Regions from separate parts of the Mus musculus genome. Here region 1 is linked to region 2. A link is a loop called in an ENCODE intact Hi-C map of the cell type or tissue named here. Cell type or tissue: heart. All regions are shown on one strand. Links, peaks and the distances in the headings refer to the core of each region. The heading gives the core; the rest is flanking DNA. Region 1 has its middle 16 kb from the start of Gm39457. Region 2 has its middle 64 kb from the start of Gm39458.

Evidence for each region. Hi-C counts contacts between places; a loop is a spot of excess contacts. Peaks named below come from ENCODE experiments on the same cell type or tissue, not always from the same donor. Only the 100,000 strongest peaks of a DNase experiment are listed, where the experiment ranks them.
Region 1: it touches region 2 in a loop (4-fold over the local background); 3 of 42 quality-filtered maps call a loop at or near these places.

Annotation. Positions count from the first base shown.
Region 1 is chr9:120,651,030-120,661,282 of GRCm38, reverse strand. No RefSeq gene overlaps it. Among named protein-coding and RNA genes, the nearest start is that of Gm39457, 16 kb to the left of the region's middle. In heart, for the core only: a CTCF peak has its summit at 4,126 (motif pointing left); DNase peaks (open chromatin) are centred at 2,422 and 4,102; H3K27me3 peaks cover 91 bases.
Region 2 is chr9:120,734,022-120,744,274 of GRCm38, reverse strand. No RefSeq gene overlaps it. Among named protein-coding and RNA genes, the nearest start is that of Gm39458, 64 kb to the right of the region's middle. In heart, for the core only: no CTCF peak of the experiment used is centred there; DNase peaks (open chromatin) are centred at 4,384, 4,874 and 6,084; H3K27ac peaks cover 3,432 bases.

The DNA.
Region 1 (10,253 bases), core at 1,702-6,701, 83 kb after region 2:
AGAAGCTCCACCTTACAGGGTTTAAGCAGTAACGATGTAGCAGAATAAAGAAAAAGATCGGCGGGGAGAAACTGAAGGTGGAATGGACCACCCAAAATGTATGTGGAATGAAAATAAAACAAGCCTTAGGGAGGGTAGTGGGCCACCCGGAACCAAGCCAGAATGCTGCTGCTAAGAAGGGGGTAAAGACGGGTGACCAAAGCCCTGAAGCCCAAACAGAGAAGAAACCACCCCAGACAGCCAGGAGAGCACTTTTGTTTCTAAATATAATAAGTATGGAAGGAGTAACTGGATACGGTGGGCGTCAGCATGCGTCCCCATGGAGCTATGCGTAGTGGACGTCAGCACGCGTCCCCATGACGCTGTGCGTGGTAGGTGTCAGCACGCACCCCCATGGGCACTGTGTGTAGCAGGCATCAGCGCTGCACGTGGTGGGCATCAACCCACATTCCCATGGTGCTGTAGTGCTCATGCAGAGGATACTGGTGACAGGGACTACAAGGCAGACCCAAAGGGAACAAACCCGAGATTGGAGCCTAAGGTGTGCCTCTCTGCGATATTTTGGAGTCATTCTGTGGTGTTTTTTTACAGGAGGTTTTACTTTGAGTGGGGTGTGTGTGTGTGTGTGTGTGTGTGTGTGCTGTTTGTGTTTAGAGAAAGGGTCTCAGATAGCCCAAGCAGTCCTTGAACTTGCTATGTAGCTAAGGCTGGCCTTGAACTCCTGATCCTTCTGTTGCTGCTTGAGTGTTGGCATTACACGCATGCACCATCATGCCTGGGGTGTGAGGAGGGAACATGGGGTCTCGTACAAGCACTTCTGAGTGCAGCACTATCTCAGTGTTGGTTTGGAGTTTGAAGAACTACATATTTAATAAAAAGTCTTAAGACCATGAAACAAAACCCAAACTCTGGGGGAGCAGAGAGCGTTAGGGGGAAAGAACGGGATTAATCATTGGTTTGGGGGTCAGGACCTAAAGCTGTCGTCTGACTCCAGGGAGGCACAGAGTTCGTGGTGGCTTTCCAGCTGACAATGACAGCATGTCACAAGAAGACAAAGAGAGATGTTCTCTGCCTGCTTGCAGGTCTGTCACACAGTCACATGTCTGAGAACCGACCCCCCTCTACCTCCCCTCTGACCTCCACACAAGCTCTGCAGCATCCCCCACCTCCACTACCACATACAATCTATGAATAAGTAAATGTCAAAGAATTTTTAAATTTAGTTCATGCTTAAGTAAGTTTACAGTGTTGAGGGGCTGGAGAGACGGCTCAATGGTTAAGAGCACCGACTGCTCTTCCAAAGGTCCTGAGTTCAAATCCCAGCAACCACATGGTGGCTTACAACCATCCGTAATGAGATCTGACACCCTCTTCTGGAATGTCTGAAGACAGCTACGATGTACTTACATAAATAAGTCTTAAAAAAAAAAGTTTACAGTCTTGAGTTGGGACATGTTTACAGTCATTCTGGGTTGCAAGAGGCTCTCAGGGAGCCAGTTGGACACACTGAGACAGGTCATGAAAATGTGCAACCTTATAACCTGTTGGAGCTCTTTACTTTACACCAGGTACCAAGAGAACATACACAAGACAGACCCTGAAACTTGGGTCTTCTCTGTCCCAGATGTGGGGCTGCCAGCACCATCACACTCACCAGCAACGCTTCCCAAATGTAAAGGGGACATAATGGCCTCCACAGCACTGTTCCCCTTTTTCCCTTAGGAGCTCTGAGTGAAGGTCCTGTGTCAGAGTGAACAGCTAAGACATCAGTGGCATAAGCACGTTCCCACACATTTCCCCTCAACCCCCACAACCTGTGTGACAGTCAACAGGCCCCTCCCACCATCTATGCAGGACTGTACGAAGAGAGGCTAAATCGGCACACACAGCCGGTGTGCAGTGGGGCTGGCATCTGGATGCCAGCTCTGATAGAACTGAGTTACTTGCACTGGTGGGATCAACAGGGGACTTCACTCTTTGACAACAGTTTTCAATTGAGGCTGAAGGTCTCTTTCTTTTCTGACCTGTAGACTATCCTCTCTGATCCTTGGAAGGCAAACTCTCTGGGAACAGATTCTATGATACCTGGGAAGGAGAGAGGGAAGCTGGAGAAAAGTTTCTGAAAATGTCCCCCTGCCCTTCAGCATCTTTCTTGGAGGAGAGACAGTTCTTGGCAAACAAGAGTCCATTCTCTCCCACTGAATGGAGTTCACACACTTGAACATGCACCTCGTGACATTGGCCTGGCCAACATTTGTCCACATCAGCAGTTGGCAATGGCAGGGATGCTTGAACCCCTGCTTGCAGAGCTTCCTGTTCCCACAAACCCTTGCACCCAAATCTCCTGGTTCCCTCCAGACCTGATGCCTGCTCCTCCCCAGTGGGAGGCCTGGTTGGAACTGTGAAGAAGGAGGCTATTCACTTGGAGCAGTCCTGGATGGCTGTGCACATGGCCCATTCCCAGCACGGATGTTAGGCCCAGCCCTCTCTTCTAAAAGATGGTAGTTTGCCTTGGAATGAGTAATTCTCATACCTGCCAAGTTCAACATGCAGCAGACACAAACCCCACTCTGTTCTCAAGGGGCCCTGCCCAAAGCAAGATAGATGGAGCAGGTCATCTGGCGAACACCACAGTAGAGGCCAGCTCCAGGGCACCTGATGGTGGTGAGGGGAGAGACAGAGAGAAACAGACAGAGAGACAGAGAAAGAGAGAGACAGAGACAGAGAGAAACAGATAGACAGAGAGAGACAGAGAGAAACAGACAGAGAGACAGAGACACAGAGAGAGACAGACAGAGAGATATAGAGAGACAGAGACATAGAGAGACACAGACAGACACAGACACAGAGACAGAGGGAGACTGAAAGAGACAGAGGACAGACAGACAAAGATAGACAAAGACAGGCAGAGAAAGAGAGAAAAGAGAGAGAAAGGACAGACAGAGAGAGAAAGAAAGACAAAGATAGGAAAAGAGATAGAGACAGACAAAGACAGGCAGAGAGACAAGGAGAGAGGACAGACAGAGACAGAAAGACAAAGACAGGTATAGAGACAGAGAGACAGACACACAAAGACAGGCATAGAGATGGAGGAATGAATTGGAGGGAGACATGGAGGGGTTTGAATTTCCACTCACCTCTTTTTCCATCCAAGTTATTTCCCTTTTGCCTTAAAATAGCCACATAAGGCATGGCTGATCCATTTGTTGTTTTAACTGGTCCTTCTTGGGGAAGGCTTCCACAGGCTGCCAGGACCTCAGAGTAAAGTGAGCTCTCCCACACCACTCCCTCTCTCAACAAACCCCAGACAGCAGAGCCAAGAACACCTGCCTGGCCTCCACACCCTGGCCTCCACAGCCTCTCTCCAGAGGGAAAGGCACCAGGCTTAAAAGAAATCAGCCAGGCCATGGAGACAGCTCAGTGGGTAAAAGCACTTGCTGTGCAGATGGGAGAATTGAATTTGGATCCCCAGGACCCAGATAAAGCCAGTGCCTCTAATCTATGGCTCGAGGGAAGGCAGAGATGCCAGGGTTCCTGGAAGCATTGGGACTGGGTAGCCTGGTGTTCACAGCAGTGAACAAGAAAGAGGCCCTACCTTAGATGAGGTAGAAGGCACAGAGTGACACCCAAGGTTCTCCTCTGACCTCTGTGGGCTTACTGCGTTACACGTATGCCAGCACACACACACAATATACACATACACATCCTATGCACACGTGAAGATTTATAGTTTTTGTTTTATGCCTATGGGTCTTTTGCCTACATGAATGTCTGTGCCCCCTTCTGAGCCTGGTGTCAGTAGACAGCAGGAGAGGAGGTCAGATTTCCTGAAACTAGAGTTACAGATGGGTGTGGACTCCCATATGGCAATTGAAAGAACAGCAGAGCTCTTAGCCACTGAGCCATCTCCCCAGCCCCATACAATGATTTAGAAAGACTCACCACCATCGCTGGAACCCGGGGGGGGGGGGGGGGGGAAGTCCTCTTAGCTTCCCTAACCTCCCAGTAGCAAGACCTTAGGAGAGAGAGGAAACTCAGCTGAGACCCTCCCCCAGTTATCCTCTCTCCCTGCCTTGTGTTCCCACTGCTGCCCTCCAGTGGCAGTGAGCAGAGGGCCCCACGATCTCCTGCCTGGTTAACGGCCACCAGGGTAAGAGAAAGAGGCTGCAGGGCCATTTCTGGGTCAGACCGAGACACTGGGTAGCTTTGTATTTGCAGCTAATCTTTATTAATTATTAGAACTTATGAAATAGATGAGTCCTGACGCTTCTATTAGCAACTTAATGGCTGTTTATTAAATTTTCTCCAATTACAGCTGTTTAGTACATCAGAAGGCTGGGATGCCCTATGAACGACCTTGGAAAGAGAAGGCAGGGGCTGGTGTTCCAGGTGACTTTGCTCAGCTGAGCAAAGATCTCATCTTGGGAAGAGTGAAAACTCAAAAGCAGAGACCGTGGTCCAAGAAAGGACTCCACAGGCAAAAAGGGAACTTGTCACGTACTCCAGAGAATGGGGACCATTCAGAGTCTCCCAATGCACGTCTGTGTGCACACATCCATTTCTGTGTATGTTCTCGCGTGTGCAGGTGCGCACGCACACTTGTGTGGAAGCAAGGACAGCCTCGACTGTCAGTCTTTAGGTGCCTTCTATCTTGTTCTTTGAGTCAGCGTCTCCCACTAGCATAGAGCTTTCCAACTGGACTGTGCTGCCTGGCCAGGGAGCCCCAGAGACCCACTTGCCTCTATCTCCCCAGCACTGGGTACAACCATGCACCACCATAGCTGGCTCTTTCACTTGGGTTCTGGGTTCTAGCTCAGGTCCTCAAGCACTGTTGACTGACTGTGCCAGCTCCCCGACCAAGTCGCTCCCTTGGCGTAATTTAAAAAGCTAAATAAATAGTGTGCCTTGCCTTGGAACTCAGTATTCTATAACTGCAGTGGTAAGTCCTCAGATCCACACGTCGCTGAAGAGTCTATGAACCCAAAACCCTGTGTGCCATCCTTCCTGGATGAAGCCTTTTAATCCCCACATTCAGAAAGCCTAATTTCGTTTAAAGAGGGAAGGAGAGAGCTATACTGGCTTCACTGTTTCATCACGTTCAACCAATAATAAGCTCCATCAATGTATCAGACAGTAAAATGGGAATAAATGTAAAATAGGAGCCAATGTTGTCCCCAGGACATACTCCCCAAAGTTAATGAGGCAACTGAATAAAACCAATGAGGAGGTGTTCAAAGGTCCCCGCTGAAGCAAAGGGAGGACACGGGCAGACAGATCTCTGGGAGTTCAAAGTCAGTCTACGCCACATAGCAAATTCCAGGGCTACCCCGAGAGACTCTCGAAAAAACAATGAACAAGTAAGAAAACTTTCAAAAGAAATAAAACTTATGCCACCAAGAACCTAGCATACTGATGAAGAAAGATTCCATAATGTGGGTCAGGTAAGAATGGAAGGTGAGCAGAGCAGTGGTGGCGCACGCCTTTAATCCGAGCACTTGGGAGGCAGAGGCAGGCGGATCTCTGAGTTCGAGGCCAGCCTGGTCTACAGAGTGAGTTCCAGGACAGCCAGGGCTATACAGAGAAACCCTGTCTGGAACACCCCTCCCGCCCCCCCCAAAAAAGAGTGGAAGATTCCAAGGCTTTCAGGGATTCCATTGGAAACAGCCATACTGACAGGTCTTGGAGAAACAGCCCAGTGTGCTGCAAACATCTGAAGAGACTAACTCCCCACCTGGGGCTCCACCACAAGCCAGTCACACAAGCTACAGAACAAAGGTGTTTTCACACATACAAGTGTTTAGTTTCCAACCCCAGGATGAGGGTCTGAGGTGCATATTTTACATATCAAAGCAGACCTGACCTCCAGGTTCTCCTAACATCCCTCAGTTCCTACCTGGCATACACTGCCACCAGCCCTGAACTTTCTCTTTTTTTGGGGGGAGGGGGCTGGGGGGGAGGGGAGGTGTTCCAGACAGGGTTTCTCTGTGTAGCCCTGGCTGTCTTGGGACTCACTCTGTAGACCAGGCTGGCCTCGAACTCAGAAATCCACCTGCCTCTGCCTCCCAAGTGCTGGGATTAAAGGGGTGCGCCACCACTGCCCAGCTAACCCTGAACTTTCTAGCCCAGGGGCTAGGCTGTCCTTCCCCCAGATTGTGAGAGTGCTTCCCCCTCTCCCTCTCCTCCCTCCCCCTCTCCCTCTGTTCTTCTCCTCTTCCCCCCCCCCCTCTCCCCTCAGGCCCTTTCTATCTCTCTTTCTCTCTCTCAGTCCTCTCAGTCCTTGGGGCCAGTGAACTCAGCCCAAAGCAGCTTCCCAACGGACCTGCATCTGTAATCTAATCTGGTTTGAATTAGCTCATTTCACCACAGAGATACAACCTATCAACAAGCAACTTAGTACTGCCCAGAAAAATGAGACAGAAATAGGAAAGCCAAGAATGTAGGATAGGGCCAGTGAGCCAGATGAATGGAACCCCACAGTGGAGGGAGAGAACCAGCTCCCACAAGCTCTCTGACCTCCTCAGAGGCACCATAGCACACACATGTGCACGTGCACACACACAGTACTAATAAATAAAATGGAAAACTAAAGACTAAAAGGGGATGGAGAAAAGGCTCAGTGGTTAAAAGCCCAAAAATGCTCCTACAGAGGACACCAGTTCAGTTCCCAGCACCTACTTTAGAAGCCAGGGTGTGATGGTGTGTGTTTATAATCTCAGTACTGGGGAGAAAGAGACTGGGGGACCCCGGGGACTCCCTGGCTAGCCAGTCTAGCCTAGGTATCAACCTCAAGTCCCAGGGAAAAGACCCTGTCTCAAAAATCATCGGGGTTAGTGCCTGAGGAGCAACGCCTAAGGTCGGCCCCTCGATTCCACATGCACACGCACACATGTGCTCCTGCACTTACACAAATACACCTGAGCATATGCACACACAGACATCAACTGGAGTCCTGGTCTAAATACATTCACTGCTAAAGCCCATGTGGGGCAGGATCTGAGAGTCTGTATTTCTAACATCCTCCTGGGTGCTCCTAGTGTTGGTCTGCACTCGTGGATAGAGAGCAAGGAAACCCAACCCCAAGCCAAGGGCACAGCAGAGAAACTGAAAAGGTCAGCTCGGGTCCTTTTTGAAAATTCCACCAGACCCTCCTCCCCTTCTCCTCCAGAAGGGGCAGGCTAATTAGCATTCCACCGCAGGACAGACGGACCTGCAGTTGGGGGAGGCTTAGACCAGGTAAACACCTTCTGCAGCTCAGACCCTGCCACCTCATTCCCCAGAGACCAATCGATTTAAAAGCCACACTGTTCTGCCAATCACATTGTGCCTAATGGCTGTTGCTCTGAAAAACTGTATGAAGACTGACCAAACAGGCTGGGACGGTCGTTGGAACAATAAATTCCTCTTGCTTTTTGTATCGATTTCGGGCTCCCTGTGGTTCATTCAGGAGGTCCCCCAGTAAGCTAAGGCTCACCAGAGTGCTACAAAACCAGAGCGAGAGGAGAAGGCGTCCCTCCGCAGCTGCCCGTCTCGAGGCTAACCCTGACATGAAGATGCTAGTTTCTGAGGACCTACTTTCTTCAGGACTCTCTTTTGTCCCCTCGTTCTATCCGGAGGCTGAATTACTCTAGAGAAAGTCTCAGAGTACACAATGCACTGGGGGAACTCATATTTTCTCATTTAAAGAAAGGATCGTGGCAGCCTGGCTCATTTTGTTACCGCCATCCATTAAGGGTCCCACTGTAGCTGCCAGTCCAGTCCTCTGCAGATTAATGCCTCCTAAATTAATTTTGTGTTCAATAAGCCTCCATAAATATGTTTGCTCAGCAGGCTAAATTGGAGCCTTCGATTTTGCTCTGGGTGGATGTGGATCAGCCATCCTGGTCCTCGGCCACATGCAGTCCTTCAGGCTGCTTCATTAGTCACTGTCACCAGTGGCAGACACTGGCTCCCTGCAGAGTGCCTCCAGTAAGTCAACTGCTGCTGCTCCTGTTGGACACAATCTTCCCTAGAGTATGTGTGTCGCCTTCCAAATTGGCCAAAGAGAAATCCAAGCACCGGAGAAGAAAGTCCAGTCCAGTCAGCCTTTGCTTTCCCATGGAATGTTCTAGGAGCATCCCCTCCCCAACCTTATCCCTGTCCGTGCCCATGGACAACACCAGCTCCGCTGTATCCAAATGATACAGAGTTCAGCCCCCAATCCTCATTCCCACAGCACAGACAAAGACTGAAGCCCATGGAGGTTGAAAAATGACTTCCAAATTCTCCAGGTCGCCTGGGACACCAGGATACCTCGCACGGCCCGAGAGAGCGCACGTGGTACTGTATGAATCAGCTGCCCTCCAGTCCTGTAATCAAGGTATTCTGCTAAGCAGCTTCCAGTGTCAAAACCTGCGGGAGATGGCGCTCAGTGATACAGCACGTGACAAGCAGGCACGAGGTCCTCGTTTCAATTCCTGTAACAGGGAAAGAAAAAGAGCCAGGTGTAAAAGCATGCTTCCGTAATCAATAGCAAAGCTAGTACAGTTTTATCTCGTCATATCTGAAGATTTCAAACCAAAGAGAGCAGAGAATGACCCTACTTGTCACACAGCTTTAGCCAGCTTTGACTAGCCTTTTCTTACCTGCAACCTCATTTCACCATTTATCTGACTTCTCCAGCATTCCACCCTGCCAGCCTCCTGGAGTTGCTGGGTTCACAGTGCTGAGCCTTTCGTGCATGACTATCATGAAGCAAGCAAAACCTGTGTGTGCATATGCACACTCACACACACACACATGCAAGCATATGCATGCATACATAGACACACATGCACACACACACAAGCATATGCACACATACATAGACACACATGCACATATACAAACATATGCACACAGACACATGCATACACACAATTATACACACAGATGCACATACAATAAACACACATAAATACATGCATACAGATATTAGCACACATGCACATAAACACATATGAATACACACAGGCATAAACACACATGCAAGGATATGCATGCATACATAGACACACATGCACACAGAAGCATATGAACACATATGTAGACACACATGCACACATACAAGCATATGCACACATACAAGCATATGCATACATATATAGACACACATGTACATATACAAACATATGCACACAGACACAGACACATGCATACACACAATTATACACACAGACATAGACACAGATGCACATACAATAAACACACATAAATACATGCATACAGATATTAGCCCACATGCACATACATATACACAAATACATAAACACATACGAATACACACAGGCATAAACACACATACACACACATGTGCACAGATATAAGCACACATGCACATATAAATACACAAATACTTAAACACACATATACACACATGTACACAAACACACATGTTCACACATGTACATAAGCACACATGCACACACATATGTGCATTAAAAACACATGCATGTGCATATATACATAAACACATACACACACACACCTCATCACCCCCTTGGTTTCAAGCTCCATTGTCTCAGCAAGCTTCTTCTGCCTACTCCCTCCATCTTGTGTTTCAGGGCTCCAGATATTTCCCAGTTTTCTCTGTCTTGATCTCTCTGTTGACTTGGAATCATTTTTTGAAAGGAAAATAGCTTCATTCTATTACCTTCTAGCGTATTCTACAGCAGACCAACATTTAAATCTATCTCTGCACGTATTAATCATAGTAGGTGAGGGCAGAGACTTAACCTTCCTCAGTCTGTTGGATTAACTAAGTAGCATTCACTTCCTAGGGAAGATGGATTGAAAAGCGTGACAGGTCCAGAGTCATGACCGGGGCTCAGTGGGGTAGAGTTGCCTAGCATGCACAAAGCTGAGTTTACCCCAGCTCTGCATAAAACTGGCTACGAGGAGCCCAGCACTCAGGAGGTGGAGGCAAGCAAGTCAGGAGTTCAAGGCCATCCTCAGCTACACAGTGAGTCTCAGGCAGTCAGGGATACATGAGATTCTCTTTCAAAAAAGGAGGAGGAGGAGGGGAGAAGGAGGGGGGAGGAGGAGGGGGAGGGGAGGAGGAGAGCTGGAGAGATGGCTCAGTGGTTAAGAGCACTGCCTGTTTTTTCAGAGGTCCTGAGTTCAATTCCCAGCAACTACATGGGGACTCACAACCATCAGTAATGAGATCTGGTGCCCTCTTCTGGCATGCAGGCATATATGCATACAGAACACCGTGTACATAATAAATAAATCTTTAA
Region 2 (10,253 bases), core at 2,154-7,153:
TGGAGAAAGTGGCACCTTTTCACTGCAGGGGGAAGGAACCGTAACACAGGAGAGCCGTCCTCATGACTAGATTAACGCTGTCATGGGGAGGAGAGGGGTCCGGCTCTCACGAGACTGAATTAGAACTGCAAGAGTGGGTTGCTCTACTCAAGGCCACCCTTGCTTCCTTCTGCCTGAACTGTTTCCTATTCTGTTTCTCTACTATAGTATAAATTGTCTAGCCTCAGGTATTATGTTATAGAAATGTAAAATAGACTGAGAGAGTAAATGTGCCACGGGGAGGTAATGGTGGGTGGCTGTAAATCAGAGATGGTGTTATGTAGAATTTTGTATGAGATGGCCGCTCTCTATGATAAGCACAAGAAATGTTCCTCCAGGGCTATGGTGCATGCTTCATTGGAGCCCTCTGTTTTCCCTACCCAGAGTGGGATGGCGGTCCTTCGCTTGAGTGGCTCATGGCCCCTGTCTCTTGAACTTCTTCCTCAGGAACACCTGCAAAGCATGGGTCCTTTGAGTGAAACACGTCAGCCAAAGCAGGAAGGATCATCCCCCTGTGACCTCCGGGTTTGGAATGACATCAGCTCCTACTGCAATCACCCGGGACCGGCAGAAGCATTTCCTCGGCAGACTTAATCATGAGAATTTGTTTAGAAAGGTCCAGGAAACACAGTTGGAAGACACAGGGCTTATCTCATCGGCTTCTGTCAAACTGGAATATTTCGTAGAGTGAGAGATGCAGTCAAGAATCAGGGCATGAAACTGAGTACCAACTGTTCTGGGAGCAAATTCTCTGAGGTGCAGAAGAAAAGAGGCAAGGGGTAGGAGGTGGGAGGTGCTGGGGCTAGAAGCTCAGTCTGTACTCACCACGTGAGCATGCAGAGCCCATCCAGTCCTCAGAGCACACAGGGAAGCTGGCTGCTATGGCAGGTGCTTATAATCTCAGTGCTGCCCAGGTGGAGACAGGCAGGTCTCTGGGCCTCGCTGGCCAGCCCAGCCTACTTGGTGAGCCCCGGGCAAGAGAAATGCCCTGTCTCAAAACACTAGGTGGATAGTGCCTGAGGGATGACCTTGAGGTTGACCTTTGGCCTCCCCATGCAAGCACACACAGATGCAAGTGCACTGACACTCACCCATGCACCCACACCCACCCATACACACACACACACATATGCATACACACATGCACCTACACCCATCCATACACACACACACACACATGCATACACACATGCACCAACACCCACCCATACAGACAATACACACACACACACACACATATCCATACAGACACACACACATGCACCCACACCCACCCATACAGACAATACACACACACATACACACACATCCATACAGACAATACACACACACACACAATACACACACGCCCATCCATCCATACACACACACATGCACCCACATCCATCCATACAGACACCCACACATGCACCCACACCCACCCATACAGACAATACACACACACACACACATATCCATACAGACAATACACACACACACACACACATCCATACAGACAATACACACACACACACACATCCATACAGACAATACACACACACACATCCATACAGACACACTCACACAAAGGAACTGGAACAGCAGAATCAAAGGACCCTCTCTGCACAGTCCTTCCCACGTTGCCTTTGGACCTAAGCCTCTGTGGGGCCATAGGGAACCCTTCTTTCTCTGCTATGATACCTGAAACCATTTTGTTGTTACAGCATCAGGACATCTGCTTTTCACTGTGATCCTTGACTGACAGCATTGATTTGCCCACGGGAAAGACCTTGCTAAGAGGGAGGACTTCACTCCCGAGTCAGAATCTGTCTTCCACTGAGGCCGTGGTAATAAACAGGCACCCTAGAGTTTACAAGCTCTGGGGAACCTTAACTGTCAGCTGACCATATCTTCCAGTTACCTAAGAAAGGAGTCTCCATTGATGGGTTTCTCAGGTGTGACTGGCCACTGGGCATGGCTGTAAAGGATAGTCTTGATTCCAGAGGGCTCAGCCCACTATAGGTGGCACTGGGAAGGCGGTCCTGGGCTGTGTAAGAAAGCTAGCAGAGCCTAACCCTGAGAGGGAGCCAGCCAGCAGGATCTCTCCAAGGTGCCTGCTTCAAGTTCCTGCCCTGACTTCTCTCCAATGACTGTCTGTGACCTGGAAGTGTAAACCAAATAAACCCTTTCCTCCCAAGATGCTTTTATCAGCGTGTTTGATCAGAGCAACAGAAAGCAGGACAGCATCCTAGGTCAGGGTTGAGTCTCGGGACTACTGCTCACCAATTCTGTAACTCTGGATGCTTTTCCTTGTCCCAGTCTCTGGATTGGGCAATTGGATGCCTTGGGATTCAGGGGCTAGCCCTTCTCTTTAAAGTTTTTGTTTTAATTTTTATGTTGTAAGTAAGTGTTTTGTCTGCATAAACACACATCACATATGTGCCTGGTTCCTGCGGACACCAGAAGATGGCATTGGATCCTCTGGAACTGTAGTTAAAGGTGATTGTGACTCACATGTGGGCACTGGGAACCAGGCCAAGTCTTCCACAAGAGAAGCCAGTGCTCTTATCCGCTGAGCTGCCACTCCAGAATAATAAGAGAACAGGGCACTGAAAATCAGTTTGATAAGGGGGGCTGGGGAGGACCCAGGTTCAATTCCCAGCAGCCACATGGTGGCTCACAGCTCTGTAACTCCAGGATTCAAGCTCTATACACAGATATACATGCAGGCAAAATGCCAACAAAGGGAAGGAAGGAAGGAAGGAAGGAAGGAAGGAAGGAAGGAAGGAAGAAAAAACCAGTTCAATAAATTTTATAATAGTAAAATCTATATAGAGGACTGGAGAGACGGCCCAGGGTTAGAGGACCTATTTCTCTTCCAGAGGAGTTGGGTTTGGTTCTCAGCATTGACATCAGGTGGCTCACAGTTGCTCATAACCTTAACTCTGAGGACACCGCAGGCAGATGGTATGCATAATCTCATTCAGGTATACACACAAATAAATCAATCTTTAAAAGTTATGTGCAACAGGAAACCAGCTTTTACATGTTGCCCAGCCTCTGCCAGCAGAAAACAATTCAGGTTTCTGACCAGATACTATTTCCTTAAGTGGTCTCACCCTTATCCTTGCTACATTGTTTCTGTAGCTTCCTGAGGTCCGCCTGGTATGCGGGCAAACACAGTGAGTCAAACAGACGCCATACTGGAAGGCTGTGGCACTAAACTTCTACTTAGGAAAAAAATAAAGTTGACCTCAGAAAATAGTGACCTCCTTTGAATTCACCATGAGTTGTGTCAGGCCGCTGGGGCTGAGTGAAGTAGTTCAACTTTGTGATGGCTATAAGGGAAAAATTTCCTAGCTAAACAAACATAAAGCAAGGGGTTACATTTAGCTATTTCAGGGTGTCATTTTTCAAGCCCTTTAATGAAGGCTATGTGAATGTACAATGAATTAGACATTAATCAAAGCAGTTTGTTTTTCTTTTTTTTATTATTTCCTGTGTATGTGTATACATGTGTGTGCTTGTTTGCATGTATGTATGCATATGTATGCATGTATGTATGCATATGTATGCATGAATGCCAGAGGCCAGCATCCCAGATGTCTTTCTCAAATGACATCCATCTTTACTTTTGGAGACAAGGTCTCTCTTTGAACTGAAAGTTCACCAATTTCAGCAAGACTGGCTGTCCAGGAGGGTCCTGGACTGCTCCTGTGTCAGCCCTGCCCCTTCAGCACGGGGATTACAGATGTTCGCTTCTGTGCCTGATTTTTGGAGGCTGACCTCAAGTCTTTAGGCTTGCACAGGAGATACTTAACTGCTATCTCCCTCACCCTCAGCCCTAATTATGAGCTGAGAATCTGGAGCCAGCAAGGAAATGGGGCCACTGAGTAGTAGGAGGGAATGCCTGTGCTGTGTACTGTAGATAGGGTCCCACCTGACTGGAACTTTGCTTTGATTGGAGGTCCTCTTGTGACTCCAGAGAGAGGCTGACTGCAGATCAAACTTCTAAGATAGGGAGGTCTGGACAGACAATCTGCTGATTCGATGCCATGTGGGGTTTGAAAGCTCTGCTCCAGCTACAGGCCCAGGTTATCTCCCAATTCGGAGGTTTCCCTACTCCTATCAGAGGGGCTACAGCAGTTGAAGGGGATGATTGCAGCCACAGAAAGGAGGAGTTTTTAACGGACACTTGCTTCACAATTCCCTAAGCCCTGGGGGCCCTGGCCCTCCACGGAGCAGAGCTTTATTTACCTTTCTGTTTCATGATGGAGAAAACATCCCTGTGCCAGCTCTCCACCCTCCAGACCCAGTCAGACTGCGGTGGTGGGAAATCTCTGGGGAAGCTGGCTTTGCAACTGTGAAGGAATGCCTTTGTGAGAGAGGATCCTGCCCTGTGCACAGGCCAAAGGGGCTGCAGAGTGGAATTTTCTCTCTTCCCCTTTCTGGCAGGCAGACAGACCCTGTCTTCAAAGTTCGCAGGAAAGGTATGTTTTGACAAGCACACACATACTGCTTCAGAAAAGCCACAGAGGCAACGCCTTTGTTGCCCCAGAGCCCACTCCCTTCCACGCAGGAGGTGAAGCCCTTTCAGAAGCCGCATAATGGAAACCGAGCCTGAGTTTGCTTGTACTGTTTCCCCGAAAGTACATAACTTCCATTCTGTGGTTCCACACAGCACATTCGCCCTCCTCACAAATGCAAACCCTGGCAAGGCTGTTTGTCCAGCCAGCCCGGGACTGGCAGGGAACACGAAGTTTGGCAGGACTCATGAGGCGTCTTTCTGTAGGGCTTTGGTTTCCTGGTCAGTTGAAGCTAGTCCAGTTATTGTCCCAGTGTTCTGCCAGATAAAACATGGGGGAGGGGGGCTTTTCTAGAAGCCTGGCCTTGTGACTGTGGGATGTGAGGAGGGATCATGAGCTGAGCAGAGAAGTAGGAACTCAGGCCAAGGCCCAGGAGTTCTCTTCTCCAGCACGGGCTCTGACTCTGCTCTCTGGAATGTAGACCTATGCCTGACTCACGGCTGGCGCTGAAATTACCTTCACCTTCACACAAGGCTGTACCCTGTAATAGTAGTCCCTCTCAGGGACATGGGGTTAGCATGGTCAACAAATGAATCCCACCTGTAATATAAAGAGATCTAGCATATTTGGAGCCCTGGGTTCGAATCTCAACAATGCATAAACTGTGTAGTGGCTCATGTCTGTAGTCCTAGCACATGGGAGGTAGAGGCAGATGGATCAGGAGTTCAAGACTATCCTTGGCTATGTAGGAAGCTCAAGGGCAGCCTGGGGTGCATGAGACCCTGACCAGAAGCAAATAAATGAAAGAACAGAGAGAGAAAAGCAGCCCATGCAGAGAACCACCCAGGAGCAAACATGAGGTCCAGATCAAGAAAGACAGACCCTGTCCCCTCCCAGCAGGATGGAGAAAGACCCTGTCCCCTCCCAGCAGGTCCCCTGGGCTGCCTTCCACAGTTCTCTGACTTACAGCCACTGGTTAAGAGTCACTGAAACACTGTTTCCAGAACGTTCTCTTTAAACATACATTGTAAATTCTCAAGAGAAGCCAGGGTGGGTTTCTGTTTTGGGACCTTCCATAGAGTAAAGGACCTCGTCCCATCCTAGATTGGCTACATTCTCATGGCTGAGCAGGGGTGCTAAACCCTGAAGCTAGTGGTGACTGATACTTAAAAGTTTGTAGATTCTGTCTCCCTGGACATCACAGCAGCTATTGGATATGGGATCCCAGGGCCCGAATGTGATTTTGTAGATGTGAGAAATGCTGGAAACTCAGGGCTCATTAAACATCAGTGCACAATATTGTTGGGCTTTTTGTTGTTGCTGCTGTTATAAACAACATCTTTGAAAACCTTATACAAATACCTGTATTCAGCCCTGCAGAGGTTGTGGGCAGGAACTTGGTTTCCTTGGAGGTGAAAAGGAGCTACCTGCTGTGGATGTGACAGATCCTCCAGTCTGCCCCAGCATCTGCAGTCTGACCTAGCCAGGCTGCTCCTAACCAATCTTTTCTCTCCCTAGTCATGTGGCTCAGAAATCATTCCCAGCTTTCCCCAGGGACACACACACTGCTGGCCTCCTGTCTATAAACTCCTCCCCTCTTTGAGAAATCTTACTGCCTCTTATCTGTACAGCTCCAGCTGGCTGGTTGAGCTAAGAGCAGAGAGGTCACTCTCTGAATAGATTATGTAGTTCAGTCTTGAGTAGATCGAGGCTCCTGTGTAGTGGGTTTGTGGCCCACCACCCTACCACACCTATCCAAGTCACAACAGCAGGAATTGGACACTGAATATTCCTGAGTCTATATGCCTATGAAGGCCAACTTTATACACTTATATAGTTGTAGATATGTACGTGTGTATGTGTGTGTGTGTGTGTGTGTGTGTGTATACCACATAAAGCCACAATAGCACTACCCCATTATTTTTATTTGTTGTTTATTTGTTTGTTTTTCTAGACAAGGTTTCTCTGTGTAGCCCTGGCTGTTCTGTAACTCCCTCTGTAGACCAAGCTGGCCTCAAACTCAGAGATCTGCCTGCTTCTGCCTCCACAGTGCTGGGATTAAAGGTCAGGGCCACCACAGCCACCACCACAGCCCGGCTCAATGCTACTCCATTCATATCATGGTTATTTTTAGCTCCCTGAGGTCATCCATGTGCAGATTTAAATTCAAAGATTCTTATCCTTATTTAGACAGGTTTTTGAACCAATCACAAAACAGCTCTTTCCTGTATGCTTTTATCTTCCCATGTAGTATTTCTCAGATAATTTCCCCTTAAAAACAAACAAACAAGACAAGACAAGGCTACCCTGGGAGACCTTTCCCTGCTGCTAAACTGTGTTAGCCGCTTTTCTCCTGGCTGAGACCAAATGCCTGAAAAGCACAGGAAGAGAGGAAGGGTTTACTCTGACCCACCGTTGAGAAAATACAGTCTTCTGTGTGGATAAGGAGGCACGCAGCAGCTGTGGGGTCTGACTGGTCACATTGCATCCACAGTCAGGAGGTAGACAGGACAGGAAGTGGGGCCAGGATAAGAATACTGGCTAAAAAAAAATTGTTTTTTTTAAATATATAAAGGATGAAATTTATCCTTGGATATCCTGTTCCGAGTTTTTCTCCAAGTTATACATACACAAAGGAAACAAAACCAATCCGTTCTCCCTCCCTAAAGCTCTCTGTCTCTGACACTTTGAGAACTCATGCCAGGGTACTCTTTTCAAACTTTGTTTGTTTGGGTTTTGCTTGCTTGTTTGTTTGTTTGTATTTTTAAATTAATGAGCAGTAAGACCCCTGGAACATTCAATTGCTAAAACTTTGCATAAAATGATGGGGTCAAAGCCTTAAATGGAGTGTTTCATGAAAACTTCAGTAATAAATTTTAAAAGTTTGAAGAAATCTTCACTCTATCCTCCTAGAAAAATCAGACGCTCTGGGGCTGCAGAAATGGCTAGGTGGTTATGAGCACCTGCTGCTCTTGCAGAGGACCAGGGTTCAATTTCCAGCACCCACATGGCAGCTCACAGCTGTCTGTAACTCCAGCTCTCAAGTTTTAGGAAGTCTGATGTTCTCTTCTGGCCTCCAAGAACACTTACTGCAAACGCACGGTAAACAAACAGACAGGAAGGCACACACATACACATGTGCACATAAAAGAAGGCACACACATACACATGTGCACATAAAAGCAAACAAGATTATATTTAAAAAAAAACCAGAAGCTCTGAAAGGTTTGTTGCTAGGGATGAGGACAGAGCAAAGACCCAAAGCTTTTGCTCAGCACTGTGTTCTCCCTGTCGGAAACTTCTCTTGTCACTAACCCCGCTCCTCTACAACAGTGGTCTCTGTCCTCTTGAGAACAGATTGGCCTCTGCCCGTACTGCCACCTTCATTTTCAGCAGAGACTGGAGACACAGCTTTTCTCCAAGGAGCCCTTTTTGGTGCTGTCTGACCTGCAGCGTGTCCTCTCGGTTTACAGAGCAAGTGATCTTAGTTGCTGCAAATCCTACTGTGCAGTGTGATCACTCCTTCTGCAGAAATGCTCCTGAGAGCTTGGCCTTACCTTGCTGCTCTGCAGGCGCTGGGTAATTAGATCTAGGTTTGCCATATCAACCCTGGCTGCTCAGTGAGGGTGGGTGGCCAGGGGGACAACTGTCTCTTCTGTGACACTGCTGGCATTTGGGGAAGAGACTGAATAACAGTTAAATAGATGCTAGATATAGAGCTAACCTGTCCCCACACTGTCCACCTAAGGTCCATAGCAACATTTGACTCAGAGGGGCATCTTCATGGGGGTTCTTGGGATCCGTGGAGTATCTCGGGCTGACATCGTGGCTTCATGGTCTTAGGGTGTGACCCTGACTGACCCGTTGAACCCCAAGCATCTGACCCATTTAAACATGACACTCTTTATAAACTGGCATCTCTATGTTGTATTTCTTCTCTCTGGCTGCAAGGAGAAAGTCTTCTCTCTCTCCTGACATGAAAACAGGAGCAGGGAAGGAGGCTACTGCAAGCAATGGACAGCAGCCATGGGCTAGGTAGGTCCTCTGCTCTCGAAGCCACCAGCATGACTTGGTAGGGCTTGCTGCCCATCTCACTGCAAATGTACTCAGCTCACCTACGATGTCTCCGACATCCCTCTGAGTATAGGGGAGTGGTGGCTGTGGGAAGGGGGATGTTATGTCACAAGCAAGCCAACTATCATTTGGAGCCTTTTCAAGGTTCCCCCTTTCCTTATCTCCCTGCCCTTTCTGCTGCTGCTGTCACCGGGATGCCAGCGTCCAAATTGGCACAGGGCCCCAACCCAAGCAAGCAACAGCTGCATTGACAGCCCGATGAGTGACCCACCCTGGGGACCCACTGTGGGACCCTCAGCTGTCACCTTCCTGTGGCCTTCCATTTTCCCCAGTGGCAGAAAGCAGGAAACAGCAGCTGGTCCCCTGTTTACAAGGTCAGGTAAACACAGGGAGACAGACAGCTCTCCGTCTCCCCTTGGACTCCCGCATCTTAACTTAGCCCCAAGCCAAGGACTAAATCCAGCCACAAGTGCAATTCCAATGGAGGGCGGTGAGCCTGAAAAGCAGCATTATCTGCTGTGAGGTAACAGTGGGTGCCTGTGAAGGACACGGAGTTAAATTGGAAGGGAATTTGAATGACAAGCTGGCATGATGTCCATCTCCCTAATGATGGGAGAAGTCACTGGGAAGGCAAAAACTGCCAGGCCCAGATCTGGGTTTAAAAGCTTCCTCGTGGTTTCGAGTCACCAGCTTAGCTCAATGTCTAAAACAAAGAGAATGAATTATGGAACAGAACGAGGGGCCCTTGTTAATTTTCCTACTGATCCCTGTGAAGTGAAGCGAGCGCTTTATTCTAGGGGTGACGTCTCTCCCAGGCTCTCTCTGGAGAGGCGCCGGCAGACCCACATGTCCTTACTGTTTCCTTTACTGACTTATACGGCTTTTTCTACATATAGCAACAAAATATGTACATTTCATGCTACATCTATAGCAATCTGAGTCGTGATTTTTTTGTAGGACCATAAAGGTCACTTAGATGATGTAATTGACTAACACATACCAGAGAATTAGACTATGTGACTGGCCTGTCTGTGTGTTATAGAGCCATCCACACAGGGCATCTAGCTTGGCCATCTGGGTGAGTTCCGGTCCAGCTCTGTCCGGAACCCAGTGAAACAATCATCCGAACTTCACGTTTCTGTATCATCCTTCATCAGAGAAGATGAAAGGACTTCACAAACTCGGGCGCCCTCTTTGATCTAAGCCCCTGTCTAGTGCACTCATGTCCATTGTAAATTCTGCACTCGCCCTGCAGATGGCCCTCCCTTATGCAGAGCAGCGGAGAGCCTCCCGCCAGCAGCTGCCAGGAGGACCAGGAAGCCCTGGGAGGACCCTGGGTGGCAGTTCTGCAGAACTGTCATTGAGGGAAGGGAAGCATTCAGAAGCAGCTGGGACTGGGCATCAGATGGGTGTGGCTGTTGTCCGAGGCTCTGACTTTGCTCCCTTCTGGGCACACCCAGTGCTTTGGTTCTTAGCTTTATGAGAAAGACTCTGAAATATATATCCCAGGCTCAGATTCTCCCTTGAGTCCAGCCAGGCATCCCAGCTGTCTCCCAGGCATCCCCAGCCTCATGTTTCAGTGAATACAGGCTCAGCTTCCAGCAAATGTGGAGTGTGGCCGGCTTCTGTGCCCGG